2 separate regions of the Homo sapiens genome follow, and region 2 is linked to region 1. A link is a loop called in an ENCODE intact Hi-C map of the cell type or tissue named here. Cell type or tissue: HCT116. All regions are shown on one strand. Links, peaks and the distances in the headings refer to the core of each region. The heading gives the core; the rest is flanking DNA.

Region 1 (8,634 bases), core at 2,298-6,297:
TTTAGAGGAAAGACTCTCGAACTGTGTACCAGTACCAATATACAAACTGGAGTGTGGAGCAGCTTCCTGCAGAACCCAAGGAATTAATCTCTATGATTCAGGTCGTCAAACAAAAACTTCCCCAGAAGAATTCCTCTGAAGGGAACAAGCATCACAAGAGTACACCTCTACTCATTCACTGCAGGTGCGTGGGATTTGGTAGAATGTGCTCTCAAAATCATAATGCTTGACTTCTCGGTTCACATGTTGTCTTATCTAGTTATCCTCATATATGAAACACATAACCACAGTAAAAACTTCTTATGGAGTCGGTCACTCTCTTGGTTGTTTCCACAACACAACTATTGTAGAAATATAATAGAAGTGATTATATTATAGTGCAATAATTTTAAGTTGTGTTTTTTAATACTTGGTGTCATGTCATCTTTGATTCCTTGGTAGCTAACATTGAGCCAGGAATGTCATTTGTGTGAATGAATTAATGAATGGAAGGGTGTGTGAACAGATAGGTAGATGGGTATCACCTTACACATATACCCATATACATTGATCTACTCTATTAGGTGTCACAAAGACACCTAATATGTTTAATGAACACAAAGTTTATTAAACATATTTTAAGTTAAATATTAACTGAAATCACAAAGCTTAGCAATTTTGATTTGAAACTCATTATTTAATTTTCTAAACTGAACCAAAGGCAAAGATTGTGGTAATATCAATAATACTACTAGATTTTATTAGTTTCTTCATCTGTGATAGGTGCTTACATATTCACCTTAAATAAGCAATATAATTGAAAGAAAGATATATAATATAAAAGTTTACATGAAAAAGAATATTGAAGTAAATGAGAAACGAAAAATAGTAAAGTAAAATGAGAAATGTTTATCTAGTGAAAAACTTTTGGAATTTTTGAAAAAGTCTAATTGTTATTATTGGAATTGCATATACTAGAATCAAGCCTTAAGAAATATATGAATTTTCAGCATTTATGTGGAAAGAAAGCTGAGGAAGGGAAGTTTACACTGTAAAACTATATATGTTTCTTAGAATATGATTTATGTACAATAACTAAAGTGTCCTGCTGATAACATATTGTTTAAATTGAATCTTTATGATAATGCTTTATACTTCTCATTGTTTGGTAAACTATTTGATTGCCCTCTTTTTAGTGAATAATTCTACTAGGTATTACTTTTCTACTGATGCAGAAGTGAAAACATTTGTGAAACGTGGTAGAGAGGCAGAAGAGTGAAGAAGAGCATGTGTTCTAGTAATTTACAAAATATTAGGTCTAATATTTCTGATTACATCAGCTTTCTCTTCTCCAAATCTTGGTTTCCTTATCTATCATACTGGCATTCTGATATTGGTTTCAACAACTTCAGATGTAAATAAAAATGCATTAAAATCCATAAAATACTAAATAAAAGAAAATATATTTGTAAAGTCGAAGACAAATAAGTTTTCAATTCCAGGATTATCACACTCTTAAATTGAAAAATTTGCCTAAAAATGCATTTAGCGTAAATAATTTGGTTCTTGAAAGAGGTTGGAATAAGATAATTATGATAAACATGAAGCAAAAAATATATTCTCTCTCTTCCTGTTTTTATTCTAATATCACCCTTTTTGGTGAGAAGTAGGATTATTTTCTATCTTTTCTTTCTTTTATAGGGATGGATCTCAGCAAACGGGAATATTTTGTGCTTTGTTAAATCTCTTAGAAAGTGCGGAAACAGAAGAGGTAGTGGATATTTTTCAAGTGGTAAAAGCTCTACGCAAAGCTAGGCCAGGCATGGTTTCCACATTCGTAAGTATCCTTCACCATTGCTTTTAACATGCTCGGAATTTTTTTTTTCTTTTTGACGGTTTCCTTTTTTCTTTTCTCCTCTCCTTTCCTCTCGTTTGTTCTTTTTTCCCCTTTCCTTTTCTCTTCTCTATTTTCTTTCCTATTCTTTTAGCTTTTCTACTTTTACATGATAATTCACATTAAATTATTATAAGTCTAAATAAGAGCCTAAAGTTTACTAGCACTTTGTTGTGACAGTTCATGAAGAGCCTTTCCCTAAATGCTCATGAATTTCTTAATTTTCTTTCCTTCACTCCTGTATCGATTTGTGTTGTGTAACAAACCACCCCCAAATTTGGGAGCCTAAACAAATAACATTTATTATGGTTCAGTAGTCTAATGATATGCTGGAATGTTCTGCTGGTGCCCTCAGGCTCAGGCAATAGAGACCAGGCTGACTCATGTGTCTGCCTTCAGCTGATGTGTGCCCTACAGTTTGGCTGGTCTAAAGTGACCTACACTGCCAGTAGGCTGGCATGTGGCTGCCATTTAGCTATGGCAACAACAGTGAGTGGGCCACATGTCCCTCCTCATCCAGAAGACTAGCCCAGGCCTATTCACATTAAAGCAGCAAGTTCCACAAGGGAAAGAAGACTTGTGTGAGACCACTTGAGGCCCAGGCTTAAAAGTGACACACATGTCTTCTTCTGTATGTTATTAGCCAAATAAATAAGTCATAAAGCCTGCCCAGATTCAAGGGGTAGGGAAATAGACTCCACTTCTTGAGAGGGCCTGCAAATTCACATTGCAAAGAAATGTGGATACAGGAAGGAAAATAAGTTTTATATTCTTGTAATCGATCTATCGTGTATACCCTCTATGTGGTAGTAACTGTAGATGGTCATCTGGGAATTAATCCTTATTCACAGTGTAAACTTAATTACTCACTAAAATATATAAAGCTTTTAATCATGTATGATATTGAGATTTCATATCTTGGTACTTAAAAATGTATCAAATGCTTGCTATGTGCTCTTGCTATAAAGAGCTAATTGGTATGAGGGAAAGCCAGGTATTTACTAATCAATGTAGTGAGTAAAATGACAGAAAAATTATAAGAAGAACATGAATGAGGGCATTTAATTTAAACTTTAGGAATCAAGAAACGCTTCTCGAAGCAGTGATTCCTGCCCTGATTCTTAAATAATGTGTAGGCATTAGACAGGAGGATAAGTACAAAACGTGGCATCATGAGCAAAGGCATGGAAATGGCCCATGAGCGGAGTGAACACTGGTTTGGGGTTGCTCCAAGGTAAAGTTCAAAAAGTATCCTGCAGTCAACCCTTTAGCACCATAAAGAAACTAAATTATTTAGATGTTTTTATGAGAACATATCAAAAAGTACTTTTCTGTCATCCAATACTTCCACAAATAAATCATTAGTTCTTGCTAATCTTCATCTGGCATAAAAATAATGACATCAACTTTCTTCATGTAATTTCCCACTTAATTCCTTTACTAGGAGCAATATCAATTCCTATATGACGTCATTGCCAGCACCTACCCTGCTCAGAATGGACAAGTAAAGAAAAACAACCATCAAGAAGATAAAATTGAATTTGATAATGAAGTGGACAAAGTAAAGCAGGATGCTAATTGTGTTAATCCACTTGGTGCCCCAGAAAAGCTCCCTGAAGCAAAGGAACAGGCTGAAGGTTCTGAACCCACGAGTGGCACTGAGGGGCCAGAACATTCTGTCAATGGTCCTGCAAGTCCAGCTTTAAATCAAGGTTCATAGGAAAAGACATAAATGAGGAAACTCCAAACCTCCTGTTAGCTGTTATTTCTATTTTTGTAGAAGTAGGAAGTGAAAATAGGTATACAGTGGATTAATTAAATGCAGCGAACCAATATTTGTAGAAGGGTTATATTTTACTACTGTGGAAAAATATTTAAGATAGTTTTGCCAGAACAGTTTGTACAGACGTATGCTTATTTTAAAATTTTATCTCTTATTCAGTAAAAAACAACTTCTTTGTAATCGTTATGTGTGTATATGTATGTGTGTATGGGTGTGTGTTTGTGTGAGAGACAGAGAAAGAGAGAGAATTCTTTCAAGTGAATCTAAAAGCTTTTGCTTTTCCTTTGTTTTTATGAAGAAAAAATACATTTTATATTAGAAGTGTTAACTTAGCTTGAAGGATCTGTTTTTAAAAATCATAAACTGTGTGCAGACTCAATAAAATCATGTACATTTCTGAAATGACCTCAAGATGTCCTCCTTGTTCTACTCATATATATCTATCTTATATAGTTTACTATTTTACTTCTAGAGATAGTACATAAAGGTGGTATGTGTGTGTATGCTACTACAAAAAAGTTGTTAACTAAATTAACATTGGGAAATCTTATATTCCATATATTAGCATTTAGTCCAATGTCTTTTTAAGCTTATTTAATTAAAAAATTTCCAGTGAGCTTATCATGCTGTCTTTACATGGGGTTTTCAATTTTGCATGCTCGATTATTCCCTGTACAATATTTAAAATTTATTGCTTGATACTTTTGACAACAAATTAGGTTTTGTACAATTGAACTTAAATAAATGTCATTAAAATAAATAAATGCAATATGTATTAATATTCATTGTATAAAAATAGAAGAATACAAACATATTTGTTAAATATTTACATATGAAATTTAATATAGCTATTTTTATGGAATTTTTCATTGATATGAAAAATATGATATTGCATATGCATAGTTCCCATGTTAAATCCCATTCATAACTTTCATTAAAGCATTTACTTTGAATTTCTCCAATGCTTAGAATGTTTTTACCAGGAATGGATGTCGCTAATCATAATAAAATTCAACCATTATTTTTTTCTTGTTTATAATACATTGTGTTATATGTTCAAATATGAAATGTGTATGCACCTATTGAAATATGTTTAATGCATTTATTAACATTTGCAGGACACTTTTACAGGCCCCAATTATCCAATAGTCTAATAATTGTTTAAGATCTAGAAAAAAAAAATCAAGAATAGTGGTATTTTTCATGAAGTAATAAAAACTCGTTTTGGTGAATTCTGTAATAGCTTATCATGAAGGTCAAACACAACCTTTAGATTGGTTTGGTTTTCTATATCTTTACTCTTTTGTCTGATTTTATATGTCTTAACTATACAGCACCGATTATTGTCCATTCAACTCACATTTATTTTGTGTCCCTACTTCTAATTATTTCACTATTGTAACATATAAAATTAACAATTAACCCTTATAGTAGTATATAGATCCTTGTGCTTATTTAACAGATGAAAAGAAGTAAATTTTACAATGAAGCCACAGTTTCTAATTTATATTAAGGTTACTTATTACATCTTTACTTATTAATGAGAAAAGGGGATTAGAATCACCAATTATGGGCACAAAAAATAAAGTTTGCTTTCACTTACCTCTTCAGTCACTCAAACTATTATGCATTCTTTTCTTTTATTGAAACTTGATCAGTTGCCATTTTCTAGATAATGTAGTTAAAATTTGCAGTTCTCATGTTCAATAGAACATTATGATGTATGCCTACTTTATCTGTTAATTGCTTCAAAATACAAATAGCAGAAAGTCTAAATAATCTACAAGCAAAGTTTTTCTTCAGAAGTTTCAATTGCAAGTAACATCTTCCAAATGTAGTTGTGTGTTTTAAATGTGTTTTCCACCTGACACTATCTTTTGAAAGATTAAAAACTACTTAGAAAATAGAGCAATAATAATTTCTATTAGTTTAAGAATCAAGCTTGAGACTTTTTTTCTACATATGGGAATTTGTTGTAAAGAAAGAGATGAAATAGTGGCTCAGAAAGCCCACTACTTTGTGAGAACATATACTAAACCGAAGGTGAGACCCATGGCACTAGAACATGGAATTATATGTCTATGATTTTTACCTGTAGAAAGAAATAATATGTGAATTATAGGTCTATGTCTATGGCCATGGGTTGCATTAATGGGGATCTGTTACAAGGTATAAAAGATTTATTTGCTAAAGTTTGGCACTGCCATTATTAATTCTAGGATCCAGTCAGAAATATTAAGCAAAAAGTTTTGACTTACAAAAGCCTGGTACACTGTAGGGATAATGTTATGAATCCAGAACATTACATTTATTGGGCAAAAAGAAACTTCTAGGTTTCTTTTAAAGTTGTTTGCTTTATTCCTGGTATTAGAATTCAATGGGAATAAAAGATACATTTAGTAAGCCTAAACTTCAGGTCCCAAGCTATTAATTGTGTACATAAGTGACAAATAAATATTTTCATTTAAGAGATATATATATTTTAATATTTTCTTGCAAGAGGAAAACTGTGTAAAGTGATTAGCTGAACATCTGTCTTTGCAAAGATAATTTTAAATGCGTTAAGCTTCCCCTCAGAATTCTTATATTTGTACAGAGAAATTTTCCTGTTTTTTTCCCTCTAAAATATTAAACATAAAATTTATTTTTACAACTAACTAGGACTGATCTTAATTTTAGATTTATACCAGATATTGGTTATAAGATGATTTCATAACACCATATTAGATCTGAATAAGTGAATGCTATTTGCTCCTAGCTAATTGCAGCATGTTTCTTGATATGAAGACCTTAAAATATATCACTTCAAAGGAAATGAATATCTGTTAAAATGAGTAGAAAAGGCTATGCTTTCAATCTCCTACACAAATTTTACATCTGGAATGATCTGAAGGTTCTTCAAAGACATTCAAAATTAGGCTTTTTTATGTCCTGTTTTAAGTGAAAATATTTATTCTTCTAAGGGTCCATTTTATTTGTATTCATTCTTTTGTAAACCTCTTTACATTTCTCTTTACATTTTATTCTTTGCCCAAATCAAAAGTGATTCCTAAATTTTAATTATATTTGTAGGACAATTAAAAGCTTTTGATAACTTACAACAAATGAATTCTTGTTTTTTGCTAAGATCCCGTAAAGAAAACTCTTCTTCTTTATTCAAACTATCCATGATTACTTTCTTCAAAATGACATGAAATTTGATTGTCAGATAAAATACAAGGCATTGGGTTACATTCGAATTTTAAATGAAACAAGAATAGTTTTTTAGTGCAAGTATGTCTCATGCAGTATTTGGGACATATTTGCACCAAAAATTGTTTCTTGTTTATTAGAAATTTAAATTTAACTTGGCATCCTATTTTTTTTAATCTCGCAGCTTTAACATGAAAGAATCAACTATATCTACTTCACTTAAAAGAACATTTGTAGTTCTCCTTGCAGAGAGAGACTTCACCTCTCTAGTTAGCTGTATTCCTAAGCATTTTATTATTTTTGTGGCAATTGTGAATGGGAGTTTGCCTCTCAGCTTGGCTATTGTTGGTTATAGCAATGCTAGTGATTTTTGCACATTGATTTTGTATCCTGAGACTTTGCTAAAGTTATTCATTATCCTGAGAAGCTTTTGGGCTGAGACTATAGGATTTTCTAGATACAGGATCATGACGGCTACAAGCAGGAATAGTTTGACTTCCTCTCTTCCTATTTGCATGCCCTTGCTTTCTTTCTCTTGCCTGATTGCCCTGGCCAGAACTTCCAATACTATGTTGGACAGTAGTGGCGAGAGAGGGCATCCTTGTCTTGTGGCGGTTTTCAATGGGAATACTTCCAGCTTTTACTCATTTAGTATGATGGTAGCTGTGGGTTTATCATATGTGGCGCTCATTATTTTGAGGTATGTTTCTTCAATACCTAGATTATCAAGAGATTTCAACATGAATGGATGTTGAATTTGATCAAAAATCTTTTCTGCAGCTATTGAGATAATCATGTAGTTTTTGTCTTTAGTTCTGTTTCTGTGATGAATCACATTTATTGATTTGTGTTTGTTGAACCAACCTTGCATCCCAGGGATAAAGTCTACTTGATCATGGTGGATAAGCTTTTTGATGTACTGCTGGATTTGGTTTGCTAGTATTTTGTTGAGAATTTTTGCATCAACATTTGTCAAGGATATTGGCCTGATGTTTTCTTTTTTTGTTGTATCTCCGTCAGGTTTTGGTATCAAGATGATGCTGGCCTCACTGAATGAGTTAAAAAGGAGTTCCACCTTTTCAGTTTTTTTTTGGAATAGTTTCAATAGGAATGGTACCAGCTATTCTTTGTACATATGGTAGAATTCAGCTGTGAATCCACTGGGTCCTGGGCTTTTTTTATTGTTGGTGGTGGTGGTAGGCTTTTATTACTGCCTCAATTTCAGAATTTATTATTGTTTTGTTCAGGGATTCATTTTCTTCCTGCTTCAGTCTTGGGAGGGTGTATGTGTCCAGGAATTTATCGATTTCTTTTAAATTTTCTAGTTAATGTGCATAGGGGTGTTTATAATATTCTGTAATAGTTATTTGTATTTCTGTGGGGTCAATGGTAATATCCCCCTTATCGTTTCTGACCGTGTTTATTTGAATCTTCTCTCTTTTCTTCTTTATTAGTCTAGCTAGTAGCCTATTTTATTAATTTTTTTTTCAAAAATCCAGCTCCTGAATTCATTGATCTTTTGAATTTTTTCATGTGTTTCAATATCCTTCAGTTCAGCTCTGATTTTGGTTATTTCTTGTCTTCTGCTAGCTTTGGGATTTGTTTGCTCTTGGTTCTCTAGTTGTTTTAGTACAAATCACTGCTCAAAGAAATCAGAGATGACATAAATAAATGGAAAAACAGTCCATGCTCTTGGACAGGAAGAAGCAATATTGTTAAAATGGCCATACTGCCCAAAGCAATTTATAGATTCAGTGCTATTCCTTATTAAACTACCATTGATATT
Region 2 (7,155 bases), core at 2,718-6,717, 1.8 Mb after region 1:
GCGAGTCTTACACCAAGAGGCAAGCGGGCAATTTCTCTACAAGCAATGCAAGTCGAGTCTCTGGCAAGTGAAGGGCACTTTGCTAAAAATCAGGAATGTGGAAGAGAGGAGAGATGCTCTTGTAAATGGAAATGTTTCCTTGCTTCATAAGCAAATCTTTTCTAGTTATCTATCAGTGCAAATGGCCATGCTTAGACATTACACACACTACTCAATCATGGAGACATTGAAATGCAAAATAAATTCTCCTGGTGAATTTTCCAGAATAAATTATTGAAGATCATGGATAAGAGAATTTGGCTTTGGTGGACAAAAGAGAGTGAGAGAGAAGACATTTGGCGATGGTTTCTTTTTGTCTTTGGTGAAGAAAAGATAAACAAGGCAGAAGGAGGTGAGGAGAGATGTGGAAGGAGAAAGACCTGCAGATTGGTATTTGGACACAAGGAGCTCGTTTTAGCGACACCAATATCCTTTTGGGAGTTTGCAATGGCGGCTCTCAGGCACAGCACAAAACTGCTCCTGTTGCCTGGATGCCGCCAGCCGCCACCCAGCTCTGCCACGGGAGGTGTCGTAAATGTGTTTTATGTGTTGTGTTGCTCGCTGCAGCCTCATCGTCCCCAGGCTGTTGTCATCTCCTAATTGTACAGAACAAAGACCAATGTCTGACCAGAGCGACGAGTGAAATTACCCACCTGACCCTCACCTCTCTGATGGGCTTCACTTTCAGAAGCTTGCCCAATCCCATAGGTTGGATCCGGAGACCATTTTTGTAGCGACATTGATGCCTTTTTCCAGTCTCACAGGGGAATTTTCCAATTACACACACAAAAATAAAACCCCCAAACCTGACAGCGGTAGGAGGAGGCTCCAGAACTATTGCTGAGACACCAAAAGCTGCTTCTCATTAAAGGTGAGATTTAGTGCACAAGTTTAAACTGGGAACTTGCAAGAGAAGGTAGGTGCTGCAAGCTCTGTCATACTTATTTCTACTTGAGACAAAGCAGCAGATGGGGCATTGGGGGTGGAAGGAGCATGAGTGACCCAACACCCTTCTTGCTGACTTAGTAAACTGTACCCATTCTAGGCCACCTATAGCAACCTGCCCTCCTGCACCACTCTGAGGCTTTCCTTCACACACTCCCTCCTCAAAACCCACTCTCTCTCTCTTTTTTATTTTATTTTATTTTTTTTAGAGACAGGATCTTACTCTGTCAGGCTGGAGTGGAAGGAAGAAAGGAAGGAAGTCATATTGCATATGACTATGCAGTAGTATAGTCATAGCTCACTGCAGTCTTGAACTCCTGGGCTCAAGTGATCCTCCCACCTCCGTCTCCAGAGTAGCTGGGACTGCAGGGATGCATCACCATGCCCAAAGGTCCACTCTCCTCTCTGAACTCTCAGAGCAGGGTTTTGGTTTCACCTACCAGATCCTCACCCCAGGCTGCCCTTTTTTTTTTTTTTTTTTTTTTTTTTTTTTTCTGAGACAGAGTTTCACTCCTGTTGGAGTGCAACAGCGTAATCTTGGCTCACCACAACATCCGCCTCCCAGGTTCAAGCAATTCTCCTGCCTCAGCCTCCCGAGTAGCTGGGATTACAGGCATGCGCCACCATGCCTGGCTAATTTTGTATTTTTAGTAGAGACAGGGTTTCTCCATGTTGGTCAGGCTGGTCTCGAACTCCCGACCTCAGGTGATCTGCCCAACTCGGCCTCCCAAAGTGCTGGGATTACAGGCGTGAGCTACAGTGCCTGGCCCAGGCTGTCCATCTTCATGCTGCTGTGTGCTGACTTCTCAGTCTACTGCAGCTCTTTTCGGGCAGCAATCCTGTCTTCCCAACATTGCTGATTTCAGCAATTTAAATTGTCTTGATTATGTTGATTTCTTAAGGGTTATTTTTAAATGCGATGAAATATTTTATCTTTACATGACTTTTTTATTTTATTTTATTTTATTTTATTTTATTTTCATAGAGACAGGGTCTTGCTATGTTGCCCAGGCTGCTCTCAAACTCCTGGGCTCAAGTGATCTGCCTGCCTTGGCCTCCCAAAGTGCTGGGACTACAGGCGTGAGCCACCACACTCAAACTTTTACAGGACTTCATATAAGTAAATGAACAAATCAATAAAAACCATCTTCTAGAAACACATGACTATTTTTATCCTGAAAACATGATCACTATACATTTCTTCCTTTGACAAATCATTCTTGATACCTGCTGGGTATCTGACACATCTGGAAATGATGAACAAAATAGATACATCATCACTGCCCTGGTGGAGTTCACAGTCTAGGCAGGGAGACAATCCAATAAGAAAACAAACATGACAGCTGCCCGCAGTGGCTCATGCCTGTAATCCCAGCACTTTGGGAGGCCGAGGCGGGCAGATCACGAGGTCAGGAGATCGAGACCATCCTGGCCAACATGGTGAAACCCCGTCTCTAATATAACACAAAAAATTAGCCAGGCGTGGTGGCGGGCGCCCGTAGTCCCAGCTACTTGGGAGACTGAGGCAGAGAAATCGCTTGAACCCGGGAGGTGGAGGTTGCAATGAGCCGAGATTGCACCACTACACTCCAGCCTGGCAAGAGAGAGAGACTCCGTCTCAAAAAAAGAAAAGAAAAGAAATATGACATATTAAAAAAGAAAAACAAGGGCTTCGGTTTTTAAAATTGGCTTTGGAGCCAGATAAACCCATGCTCAAATTTTGAATCTACTGTTTACTAGCCCTGTGACCTTGAACACGTTGCTTAACCTCTCTCTCTCTCGGTTTCCTTGCTTGTAAAGTAACAATAACAATAGTATTTTTCATACCTGGCTGGAGTGAGGATTAGATGACATAATATATGCAAAGCCTTTAGAACAGTGCCTGACATATAGTGATATCTCAGTAAACAATAACTTCTGTGATTATTATTATTAATAAAGCTCTCTTTTAAGGCATCATCTCCAACCACGTCTAATGAATTGCCACTCAGTATTTGGTTCTCTGAAAAAGAAAACACATAGCTATGAATTAAAACTAAGCAACAAACAAAACATTACCTAACTTCCATTCTAGGCTGGACAGTCTTATGAGCACTTCAAGGATAAACACTGCTAGAAATTCTCCCATTAGCTTTCAGTATCTCTGGATGTCTCTGAGTGAATGAGTGAATGTCTCATTCTTTTTTTTTTTTTTTTTTTTGAGACGGAGTCTCGCTCTGTCGCTCAGGCTGGAGTGCAGTGGCACGATCTCAGCTCACTGCAACCTCTGCCCTCTGGGTTCAAGCAATTCTGCCTCAGGCTCCCAAGTAGCTGGGACTACAGGCGCCCGCCATGACGCCCGGCTAATTTTTGCATTTTTAGTAGAGACAGGTTTTCACCATGTTGGCCTGGTTTGTCTCGAAGTCCTGGCCTCAAGCCATCCGCCCACTATGGCCTCCTAAATTGCTGGGATTACAGGCGTGAGCCACCATGCCTGGCGTTTTTGTGTTTCGTTTTCTTTTGTTTGTTTGTTTTAGACAGTCTTACACTGTCGCCCAGGCTGGTGTGCAGTGGCGCGATCTCGGCTCATTGCAACCTCTGCGTCCCGGGTTCAAGTGATTCTCCTGCCTCAGCCTTCCAAGTAGCTAGGATTGCAGGCACCCGCCACCACGCCCACCTATTTTTTTTTTTTTTTTTTTTTTTTTGTATTTTTAATAGAGACGGGGTTTCACTATGTTGGCCAGGCTGGTCTCAAAGTCCTCACCTCGTGAGCCGCCTGCCTCAGCCTCCCAAAGTGCTGGGATTACAGGCGTGAGCCACCGCGCCCAGCCTTTTTTTTTTTTTAACCAGGAAAAAAATGAGAATTTTATCAGCAGCTTCAATCAAGACCAGCTCCCAAATGTGCATGGAAAACCAAGAATAGAAATCAAGCTCAAAGGGCACTCAGAAACTGACTCAGAAAACTCCAAGAGCCTCGTGCACACACAGTCAGTGTTCATAAACTTTAATAACTGCATTATTTCTATTGGCCTCAAGGTATAAAAATGGATATAAAATGTCACAAGAGAACATTTTGAGAGTGTTTAGAGATATTTCTTTTCACAAGTTTAAGAACAAAAAAATTAATATTTTTATGCTGCTTCTTTCATCTCTCTTTAGTTTGTTTTGAAGTTAAGACTTGAAGTCCAAGAGCAAATACCCATTAGTGCCCCAGAGTGGGTCATCATATTCCTGTGAGACACTGCCATCTAGTGGCCAATGTGAACACAACAGTGGATGGCTAGACCTCTTTGTCCCTCAAACTCGAGGTTTTATTGTGCAAACCTATGCGATTCCTTTCGCTGGTACTCCCACTGATTATACTGCCAATAGCTTCTAGGCTTTCAAATGAATGTTTTTCTTTTCTCAATATGAAGGGCACAAATGGGCTATAATAAAAACCATAAACTACTTGGGTTGAAGAATTAAGTATTTTTTGTATTTGGAAAAATGGTGTTTGGATAGAAGGAAAACCCGGCTAATTTGTAAACAGTGAAAGTGATAGCACAAATCTACTATTTTGAGATTTGAGGGGAAAGCAAGCATTGTGTGAATTCTGTGTCTTAACAGTAATAGCAAATAATATTGAAAACATATGATCAATGCAGAATAGGTCATTTACATGTATGTAAACATGATAGGGGCTTCATATATATTATTTCATGCAGCCCTCACAATGGCACTGCAAGCTCCATTCATCCCTACCTAGCAGCTCAAACAGATGAAACTTACACAGCTAGTAGGTGAGGATTCAAGACCAAGACTGTATTTTCCTGAAGGCAGATACTCTGAAGTCCTATCTTCTTAGCTAGTATCTGGCACATAATGACTGTTCAGTAAGTATTTATGAATGAATGAGTGCATGAAGAAATGAATGAGTCCTGCCCAGGCACGGTGGCTCACGCCTGTAATCCCAGCACTTTGGGAGGCTGAGGCGGGAGAATGACTTGAGGTCAGGATTTCAAGACTAGCCTGGCCAACATGGTAAAACACTGTCTCTACTGAAAATACAAAAATTAGCCAGGTGTGGTGGCAGGTGCCTGTAATCCCAGCTACTCAGGAGGCTAAGGCAGGAGAATCACTTGAACTCGAGAAGTGGAGGTTGCAGTGCGCCAAGACCGTGCCATTGCACTCCAGCCTGGGTGACAAGAGTGAAACTCCATCTCAAAAAAAAAAAAAGAAAAAGAAAAAGAAAGAAAGAAATGAGTCCTATGGCAGAAACCACTAGTAATCACCAACATCTGTGCTCCTCACTTCTTCCTGGGCACACTGCTAGACTGCATTTTCCAGTCTCCTTTGAGGTTAGGTGTGGACAAGGGACTAAATTCTACCCATTGGAAACATTACGTCCAGACCTGGCCTATTAAAACATTCTACATGGGATGCTCCTTTTCTTTTCCCATCTGCTGGCTGGAAGGAGAAGATCCAAGAACCTAAAGGAGGGTGGAGCCACAAGGTAGAGTTGGATCCCTGCATGACTGCATGGAGTAGAGTGCCCCATTGACCCACATTAAAATGTGACATGAGTGAGAAATAAAGTTTTATTGTGTTAAGCTGCTCAGTGTAAGGGTTGTTTGTTAGAGCAATCAGCTTGCCCAGACTACTAAAACTCCCAGATAGTCCTTTTGAAATTGTGAATATTGGCCGGGCGCAGTGGCTCACGCCTATAATCCCAGCACTTTGGGAGGCCAAGGTGGGCGGATCACAAGGTCAGGAGATCGAGACCGTCCTGGCTAACATGGTGAAACCCCATCTCTATTAAAAATACAAAAAATTATCTGGGCGTGGGGGTGGGCGCCTGTAGTCCCAGCTACTCGGGAGGCTGAGGCAGGAGAATGGCGAGAATCCGGGAGGCAGAGCTTGCAGTGAGCCGAAATCGTGCCACTGCACTACAGCCTGGGCAAGAGTGCGAGACTCTGTCTCAAAAAAAAAAAAAAAGAAAAGAAAAGAAAAAAGAAATTGTGAATATTGCCTTCTCTATACCAGAAAGATATCCAACATTGTTACTACTTTAACTTAAACCCTGTGCAAGTGAATAAAGATCTTTAGATTTACTTTTATAAGTAGCTCACACAATCACTGGACAGTCTTTATAAAATCAGGGAACTTCTCTCCCTCTTTCTTTTTCTTAGATTTCCACTGAAGCTGAGTTAGACCAAAGGAGAAAGAATTTTTGCTCAGTCGGCTTAAAATGCTAAAGTTTCCGTCAGGGTTTAGTATGCAGCCTGTGAGACTCCATGTTTCATGAAATAAAGCTAAGTCTGCTCTCCAACACATCTATTTTTAAGATCCCTAGCATCTGATCCTGACTCAGCTAAGCGAATCATGCTTAACTCTGTTGGTCACACATCAACCCACAGAATGAAGGGGTGTAGGGCACAAAACACAGTGCAGCTGGGTTTATACTGACACAAGCTCTTTACTACCTGCACAGAGAGCATTCCAAATTATGAAGGAAACACAGTTGTGGCCATTCTCTTGAATGTGTACAATCTATTTACAATTAAAGCCATTTTGACTTTTTTTACATACATGTGCATATAATTCTACTTCTGCAATTGCCCACTTAACTTTCTAGTAGGTTTTAAGGCATCTACTAATTTTTTTTCCTTGCTAATTGTTCTGACAAGGAAATACATAATGTTCAATACTAGTCACCCAAGAGAGCTATTATCTGCCTCTAATTTTCCTTTCTGTCGTCTGCCGGGGACTTTTAAGAGGCTTTCTCCTGTTGGATTAGAATTAGCAAGACACCTGAGAAAAGAGGCAGGCACATTCATGGGAGAACGCTTTATTTCAATTGGTGCATAGGCTTATAAAATTCAAAATTTTTTAAATTTGACAAAATCATTTTAGCATATATCTGAAATAATAGACAGTTGAGAATAGTTAGAAAATTCTGACAGAGAAGAACGGTAAGGAAGGATCTGCCTTACCGGATATTAAAGCAAATTGAAAGGCACATTCACTGAAACAATGTGGTAGTGACACGAGAATAAGTCAATAGATCAATGAAGTACAAAAGATGGTTCTAAAACGGACCCTAAAATATTTAAGCTATTAGGATATGGTATGGTATGGTATTTTTAAAATCACAAATCAACGAGGAAAGGATAGAGTGTGAAATAAATACAGTTTTTACAAATGGTTAAT

Evidence for each region. A loop is a pair of places that touch in the nucleus more often than their neighbours do. Peaks named below come from ENCODE experiments on the same cell type or tissue, not always from the same donor. Only the 100,000 strongest peaks of a DNase experiment are listed, where the experiment ranks them.
Region 2: a loop joins it to region 1, with 4 times the contacts of the local background. A loop is called at or near these places in 6 of 110 quality-filtered maps.

What each region holds. Positions count from the first base shown.
Region 1 is chr1:198,752,589-198,761,222 of GRCh38, forward strand. It overlaps PTPRC (protein tyrosine phosphatase receptor type C), which reads left to right. Exons shown (of 33, transcript NM_002838.5): 31 at 6-184; 32 at 1,681-1,816; 33 at 3,318-4,888. The coding sequence ends at 3,593. Among named protein-coding and RNA genes, the nearest start is that of PTPRC-AS1, 90 kb to the left of the region's middle. In HCT116, for the core only: no CTCF peak of the experiment used is centred there; a DNase peak (open chromatin) is centred at 4,069.
Region 2 is chr1:200,506,106-200,513,260 of GRCh38, forward strand. No RefSeq gene overlaps it. Among named protein-coding and RNA genes, the nearest start is that of ZNF281, 100 kb to the left of the region's middle. RefSeq lists a silencer at 4,246-4,295. In HCT116, for the core only: a CTCF peak has its summit at 4,223 (motif pointing left); a DNase peak (open chromatin) is centred at 4,206.